2 separate regions of the Homo sapiens genome follow, and region 1 is linked to region 2. Evidence: chromatin contacts called from ENCODE Hi-C or POLR2A ChIA-PET data. All regions are on one chromosome and are shown on one strand. The core of a region is the stretch at or near the end of the contact, and the rest is flanking DNA. Distances in the headings are between cores, read along the strand shown.

Region 1 (4,351 bases), core at 1,745-4,244, 68 kb after region 2:
AAAACCCAGTAATTCTACTCCTAGGTATATACTCAAGAGAAATAAAAACATGTTCACACAAAAAACCTGCACATGAATGCTCACAGCAGCATTATATATATTAGCCCCAAAGTGAAAACAACCCAAATGTCCATCAATTGATGAATAAAACTGTGATATATACACTATTAGACAAAACAATGGTATACACAATATTATTCATCAAAAACAAAAGGACCATACATGCTATGTAACACAGATGAACCTTGAAAACCTTATGCAAAGTGAACGAAGCCAGTCACAAAAAAAAACACTACATTATTACATGACTCCATTTATACGAAATGTCTAGAACAGGCAAATCCTTAGAGACAGAAAGTAGATTAGTGATTGCCAGTGACTGAAAGTAGGTGAAATGAGGGGTTAACTGCTGACAGAGTTCTGGAGGGTGATGAAAATGTTCTAAAATTAGATACTGGTGGATGGCTGCACAACTCTGTAAATATGCTAAAAACCACTGAATTGTATGCTTTAAAAGGATGCATTTTATGGTATGTGAATTATATATGGATAATACTGTTATTTTTTAAATGGCATTCCCTTAGTAACACATTTTTTTCTTAAATACCTTTCTAGCATAGAGAATACTAGAGGAATCTAATGCATCATCCAATGGTCTCCAGTCCACTATTACTTCGGCATCCTAGAGAAAGAAATTATGAACTATATTTAATATTCAGCAATATGTTATTCTTAATTATTTTATTCCCTGAACCCAAAATAAAATTTCAGCCTCTTAAATATCTACATTTTAAATATGCTAACATCATATGTAAATCAAAAATGTTACATAGATTTTTCAAATTCTGCCTACTTTTCATCATGAAAAATTTATATTGCTACAACTTCTACGTAAGTTTTAGAATATTCCATGTCATTTTATCTAAAGTACAGACGGTCCCTGACTCATGATGGTTTGACTCAGGATTTTTTTGTAATAGGATGGTGTAAAAGCAATGCACATGCAGTAGAAATCATACTTCAGGTAACCACAGAAACACTGTTTTTCACTTTCAGCACAGTATTCAATTCATTACATGAGATAATCAACACTTGATTATAAAACAGGCTTTATGTTAGATAATTTTGCCCAACTGTAGGCTAATGTAAGTGTTCTAAGCACGTTTAAGGAAATTAAGCTATGATGTCCAGTAAGTTAGGTGTATTAAATGCATTTTTGATAAACAATATCTTCAATTTATGATGGGTTTATCAAGACATAACCCCATCATAAGTCAAGGAGCGTGTGTTTGACTATTACATCATTTCGGTGTTAAATTTACAATTACTGTTCAATTACATAATTGTATCTTACACATGAAATTCAAACTTTCTGATAATTCTCCAAAGATGAATCACTACCATAAACTATTATTAAATAAAATCATTTACTAGAAACTTACCTTTTCTAAAACACGTAATATTCCTGAAATCAAGCCGTCTTGGTCATTGGTCTTTCCACAAGATGAGTGAATATATACTCCTTCTTGTTCATATATAATCTAAAACAGCAAAAATAAAGTTAGTCACATAATTTCTATTGAGTACTATTTTAACATGTTAAAATATTAAGATATATTTTCTTATCATACTTGGCCAAGTTTCTGATTATTTCATATATAAATGTATTATTTAAAAAAATACCTCTCAGAGTTAACAGCACTTCAATCAAGCAAACATAAACTGGAATTAATTCTGCTTTGTTAATGCATGAAAGTTTATCAGATTCGTGATAATCACAATCTTGATCTTCTACTTAAACAAAGATGTCAGACTAATTGCAACAAGTCTCAATATTTAAATTCCACCTAAAATTTATATTTTTTGCCAGATGCAGTGGCACATGCCAGTAGTCCCAACTACCTGGGAGGCTGGGCTTGAGCCCAGGAGTTCAAGGTTGTAGGGTGCTATGACTGCACCTGTTAATAGCCACTGCACTCCAGCCTGGACAATACTGCAAGAACTCATCTCTATAAAAAATCAAAAAAATAAGTATTTTTTTTTCATGAGCATTAAGGAAAATACTGAGCTCGAATTGAAAATGCACTTGAAAATATCTAAGAATAAGAACAAATGAAACACAATGAGGAATCAATCCTTTCTAACTATTCCCATAATAGCACATTTTTACTGTAAGATCATTTTGGCGTGTTTTTGAAACACCATGGCATAGAAATTCGGGAAATAATACAGGAATTTTAAAGAGCAGTGATGAGAACAAAAATAAACAGAGTAGTGATGGAGACTCCTAGAAATGACTCACTAACTCAATTTCACAATATTAACTGAGTGCTTCTATATGTAAAAAGCACATAAAAGACCAAAAGTACATGAAGATGATAAAGACATAATCCTTGAATAAATTCCTATGGGAATATAGGGGAGACTTAAGTTAACTCCTAAGTAAGTTTAAACATTTAAGGTTAAGCCTCATTTTTCATAGACATAATGTTATAAATTGAGATTCCATTCTTGAGACCCATTTCAAACCATTTAAAAATTTTTTTAATTATGAAAATAAGTAAAAAACAGTCACTTCTAGACCTAAGAACTTTTCACATATATAAGTCTGGTCAATAGTGTATATTATTCTATTTCTGTAGACCTTTTATTAATATTAGTCTTCAGAATATCATGGGTCAGCAATGCAAGACAAGCACTATCAGAGTCTATCACTCCTTCATTCATAAATGTAAATAGGTATGTATCTTCCTGTTTTTAGCTAACATTTACGGAACACTTATACACTAGGAACTCCTTATATTGTAACTTAATCCTTACAACCACCCTAAATCACAGATTATATAACTACATTCTACTACATCATTGGGATGAGAAGCCCATTTGTGTGAATAAGACAACTGAAAGTGGTGAAATAACTGCCCAAATGAGGCAAATAATAACCGGTGGTGATGAAACTGAAACCCAAGGAGTCTGACAACAGAAAACTGCGCTCTTAGCCACTACATTATAAAGGTTCCACATTACTTTTACTGCCTCTCTCGGATGTGTTATGTTAATCAACTGTGATATGGACTTATGTCAGGAAACAGTCTTTTAAGTAATTAAGATCACCAAGGAAGTTTTGATTTCAAAAACCTAAGTAAGATGGCCTTTCCTGAAATAGCTGTTAAGCATCAGACCAGCATATAAACAGAAGCTTACATGGGGATAGGATGAGCTGAGAAAGGGTGGGAGATAATTCTATACTGTTTGTACAGAGATGAAAAATTTTAAAGCCTACAGATAAATGTACAAAAATATGCATAAGAATATTCACAGCAGTATTATTTATAATGTTAGAGGAAGGAGAAGGAGGAGAAGGGGAGGAGGAAAGGGAGGGTATGCATCTAAATATTCACAAATAGGAAAATTATCAAATATATCCTGGGATATCCATTCTTTGGGGGATACTATTCTGGAGTTATAGGATGAGGCAGATTAAATGGATGGGGAAACAGACAATGCACACAGAAAAATCATCATGTATATATAGTATGCTGACATTTACACTTTTATGAAGTTTCTATCTGTGTGAAATATACAGAACAAATTCTGGGAGGATACTTTAAGGTATTAACAAAGACTACTTCAGGAGAGTAGGATGAGAAAAGGTTGAAACAGGAACTGTTAACTTTCTATGTTAATGCCTCTGACTTATTTGAATATTTCAAAGCGAAAATATAGTCATATATTTAAAAATAATTTTAAAGAGTAACATGAAAAAAGGAAAGTCCAGAAGTATAAACTAAATTTTCTAGACTTCAGTTTATCAAACAGGAGGGTGAACCAGATGCTCATACCTAGGAACACAAAAAAAGATATGAAAAATGGAAAAGAAATCCCTTAAAATCTCCACCTTCTGCAATACAATTTTATTAACTTTAGTCTGCATGTTGTACATTAGATCTCTAGACTTGTTCAGCATATGTATCTATTTTCTATCCTTTGACCTACATCTCTCCATTTCCTAGCAACCCTGACTAGTGGTAACCACTGTTTAATTCTCTGTACTTGAGTTTTGTTTTGTTTTGTTTTGTTTTGTTTTTGAGACACAGTTTTGCTCTGTTGCCCAGGCTGGAGTGCAGTGGCACAATTTCAGCTCACTGCAACCTCTGCCTCCCAGGTTCAAGTGATTCTCCTGCCTCAGCCTCCCGAGTAGCTGGGATTACAAGCATGCACCACCATGCCCGACTAATTTTTCTGTTTTTAGTAGAGATGGGGTTTCACCACGTTGGCCACGCTGGTCTCAAACTCCTGACCTCAGGTGACCTGCCCACCTTGGCCTCTCAAAGTGCTGGGATTACAGGCA
Region 2 (4,119 bases), core at 49-2,548:
TATGACTTCAAAACTCTTCATTGTAATATCTCATCCAAATATTCATGATATTTAAATGTTAAAAAATCTATTTACATTTTGGCCTCATTTTTGCAAATTGATTTAAATAATTCTACAGAAGTTGCCATGTTTACTTTTCAACATTTTTATCAGTAATAATATGTCAGTCCAACGCAGCCCTCTGGCACATATTTGGAGCTACGAAATTAAAACAGATGATTCTATGATACAGACTGAATTGGATTTGGTTGATAAACTCTGATAGTACAGTAATAAAATACCATTTAATATTTTTAATGACTAGGACCTGGATACATTTTTATTTCGTGGTTTTTATTAAATCCCATGACTACTACCTGAAAGCAGGATCTAAAATCCTGCAAATACTGCTTTTTTATCCTGTAGATATTATAAACATAAAACTCCCTTAAATACTATAGCAAGTGGTGTATTGCTTTCATTATTCCATCAAGTAAACTGAAAAAAATTGAGCAATGTGAAACACAGAAAAACTTTTGAAAGGAATCCAATCTTTCTTTTATTCCAATAACCTGCACCCATAACTAAGAAGAGAAAATAATAGTTCTATGTTTAAAGACCAGGCTTTGTAAACTGAAGGGGGTGTAGGAGACACAATGATCTTCTGAAAACCGTGGAAATTTATTTAATTTGTTCTCCCTACTCCTCCTCCTCATAATAAACGGCTTTTCAAAATTCTTCACACTCCATTTTTTTTTTTTTTTTTTTGGCTGTAGATTTAAGACATTGATTCATACAATCTCTCATTCTTAATGTTCAGGAACTTCTTAACTCTCTACTTACAAACTTTGCGGAAAAAAAGTTGAGCACGCAGTGATTGGCACACTCGCTTTACTTATGGAGAGAAGAGGAAGACTGGAGGCAGACAGGAGGAAAGCAGGGTAGACAGATTATAAAGAAGGAGAAATTTGAGGTGTGCGTGCTTACACTACAAAAGGGATTCATATGGTGAGGAGAAGATGGTCACACCCTAAAAAATAATTCTCCATAGTGCCAGGTACGTAGTACTCACTGTTGAGCTGCCAAGTAGCTGATGCTCTTCGGGCACTGCTGAATCCAGGGAAAACCCTCTCCGTGCCCAGTATTTACTGGAAAACATCATCATTGCTGGCTGCATGGATCCCGGTGTAATATTCTTTCTCTGCAGCAGGGGGTACTAGAGGGGCAGTAGCAGCGCTGGCGGAGATTGAGAGGAAGGGGCGTGCGATCAGCTGCCTGCTTGGGGCGCTGTCCAGAACCCTGGTGCTGAAGAGCAATGCGAATCCTCCCATCCCCGGGCTCCTTTATATGAATGACTGGAGACTGATGCAAGACTGATTAGAAAGAAACTCATTTCTGGTTGCCGATGGCCACAGTCAGATTACAGACCTGAAGCCTGGGGTTATCTGTGCTCATAGTGTGATTTGTTTCATAGGTCGAGTAGCTTTTTGGGCGGGGGTGGTGGAGAACAATACATAAGGGGGTGTTATTTGTACAAGAAACCATCTATCCTCTGACGTTAGTTCTCTCATCTCTCAAGCCTGCCACTGGCAAGTTAACCTCAGTCTTTAAGCAATTGTGAATTCAAAGATTTTGTGCTTTCTTTCCAAAATTAGAAAAATAATTTAAGAAAGATCAGCACTGCTGAATGCTTAAACCATTTTACGGATTTTTTAATTTTTAATTTTTATGGATAACTAATAGTTGTACACATTTATAAGGCACATGTGATATTTTGACACAAGCGTACAATGTGTAATGATCAAATAAGGTAATCAAGATATCCATTGCCTCAAGCATTTATCATTTCTTTTTGTGTTAGAAACATTCCAATTCCACTCTTCCAGTTATTTTAAAATACAAAAGAAAATAAATTATTGTGCTCCCGAACACTAGATCTTATCCCTCCCATCAGCATATTTTTTTTACTCATTGACCAACTCCATTTTATGTTAATAAGCTTTTTCTGACTTGACATATTCTAATTTTGTGCATGCAAATGTGTGAGTGTATATATGTGTAATGGCTTTCATAAAAGGGCTTCTTCTTAATCCTGTGATGCCTCTATGCAGAGTTATATGGAGGAAAATGTATTGCAAAGGAAAGGTAAGGGTTCAATTTAGCCACATGTAGATTACATATAGCTCAGATACTAATCCTGGAATCTTCCTTACTAAATGAGAAATAAAAGGAAACTAGATTCCCATATATCAGCCATTCATTTTAATACTCTTGTGGTTTTTCTCTCTACTGGAAATCATGGAAATTTAATCTTTGACATGACCCTTTCATATAAAAAGTGCTACTTAAATATACGAGATCTGTGCGTTATGTGGTGAGGAGAAAGCAGAGGTTAAGAGTACTATGACATTTGAGCTTTTAATGACTAAACATACTGTCAAATATCAATGTCAACTAGATCAAATCCAGCAACTTGACATGCATAGATTAATCAATATTCTTACTATTCAAACCTTAGAAAGTCATAAAATTCACCAGGCCACAGGAAAATGTTACCAATCTCCTGAAGAATGAAAAACTCTTGACCAAATGTGCTTGTTTGACTGAAAATCTAAACAAAATCTGGTGCTGGCACTGCTTGTCTATATAGAAAAAAAATTTCAAAACAAGTCGGGATGAACTAATATTGACTGAAGTTTAATTGTTTCTGGAGTCTTGAAGAGACATAATTATTAATTGATCTAATTCTGAAAATATTATTTGGCTTACATTTTCTGTAAGGGTCAGCTCTAATCAGCTAATAGGAGAAGCAAGTTTAAATAAGGCAAATGAACTAATGACAATAATAGTAGCTAATGTTACTGAGATGTAATGAAAGAACCAGAGATGTGAAGGGATAAAATCCACTAGATAGTGTCCCTGCTTGGATGTGGAAATGAGGGAAAAAAAGATATTAAAAGTAATTTATTTATAATATATATTTAGAATATTAAAGATTTAACTACTTTTGCTCACCCTGGAAACCCTATTAAAACAAGATAAAAAATTCCTTTTCAAGGTACACAAGAGTCGCATAAGTTGGAAAACAATGGCAACAAAAAATTAGCAGCTTGAAAGAAGAAAAAACTGATCAAAGGCTTTGCAGTCATGGGAAAGCTGAACCTTAAGCTATCAATGAAGAAGACTTAGAAGCAACGCACTTTACATGACAGAATACCCTAAAGGCTCAAATACCTCTGGAATTGAAGGTAGATGAGACTGAAAAAGAGTGGTTCAAAGTGTGAGAAGCAGTTAGACAAATCAAAACTTATAACAAAGTTACAATAATCAAGACAGTGTGGTACTAAGGACAGATATATAGGTAAATGAAATAGAATTGAGTGTCCAGAAATAAACCCTTACATGTAGAGGGAATTGATTTTCAACAAACGTGCCAAGACAATTCAATGGGGAAAGAATGATCTTTTGAACAAACTGTCCCGGGACAACTTTGGATATCCACATGCAAAATAATGAAGATGGACTTCTATTTCACATTGCACACAAAAATTAACTCAAAATGAATCACAAACACACATGTAAGAACTAAAATTAAAATTCTTAGAAGAAAGGATAGGAGTAAATGTTTTTGACTTTGGATTAGGCCATTGTTTCTTAGATAGGACACCAAAAACATAAGTACCTAAAGAAAAAAATAAGATTTCATCAAAATTAAAAACTTCTGTGCTTCAGAGGACACCCTCAGAAAAGTGAAAAGACAACCCACAATGTGGGAGGAAATATTTATAAATCATATATCTCATAGGAAACAGTATCCAGAATAAAAAATTCCTACAACTCAGCAATTAAAAAAACAGACCAATTTTTAATTGGGAAACAAAATTTATTTGAGACAGCTGGCTTTGTTACCCACAGTGGAGTGCAGTGGCACAATCATAGTTCTTGGCAGCCTCAACCTCCTGGGCTCAAGTGATCCTCCTGCCTCAGCGTCCCAAGCATCTGGGACTACAAGCACAGGCCATCACACCCAGCTAATTTTTTGTTGCTGTTGTAAAGGCAGGGTCTTGCTATCATGCTCTGGCTGGGCAAAAAAAAATTAATAGACATTTCTCCAAAGAAGATATGGCCAGTGCAAACAGG

Evidence for each region. A loop is a pair of places that touch in the nucleus more often than their neighbours do. ChIA-PET counts read pairs that join two places held with the same protein, here RNA polymerase II (POLR2A). Pooled maps may share reads with other maps.
Region 1: a loop to region 2 is called in a map with no recorded cell type, with 3 times the contacts of the local background. The contact joins the enhancer-like site here to the promoter of TPH2 in region 2. A Hi-C loop is called at or near these places in 1 of 37 single-sample maps with no recorded cell type and 3 of 50 pooled maps. POLR2A ChIA-PET finds 5 or more read pairs at or near these places in 6 of 52 experiments (H1, OCI-LY7, Panc1 and 3 more).

Annotation. Positions count from the first base shown.
Region 1 is chr12:71,869,260-71,873,610 of GRCh38, reverse strand. It overlaps TBC1D15 (TBC1 domain family member 15), which reads right to left. Exons shown (of 17, transcript NM_001146213.3): 2 at 1,443-1,541; 3 at 608-682. Among named protein-coding and RNA genes, the nearest start is that of TBC1D15, 32 kb to the right of the region's middle. Within about 2 kb of position 2,994, at least 4 of the 41 ENCODE cell types and tissues checked have a DNase peak (open chromatin) inside an H3K27ac peak, as active enhancers do.
Region 2 is chr12:71,936,024-71,940,142 of GRCh38, reverse strand. It overlaps TPH2 (tryptophan hydroxylase 2), which reads right to left and starts at 1,298. Exons shown (of 11, transcript NM_173353.4): 1 at 1,052-1,298. The coding sequence starts at 1,156. RefSeq lists a silencer at 1,133-1,432.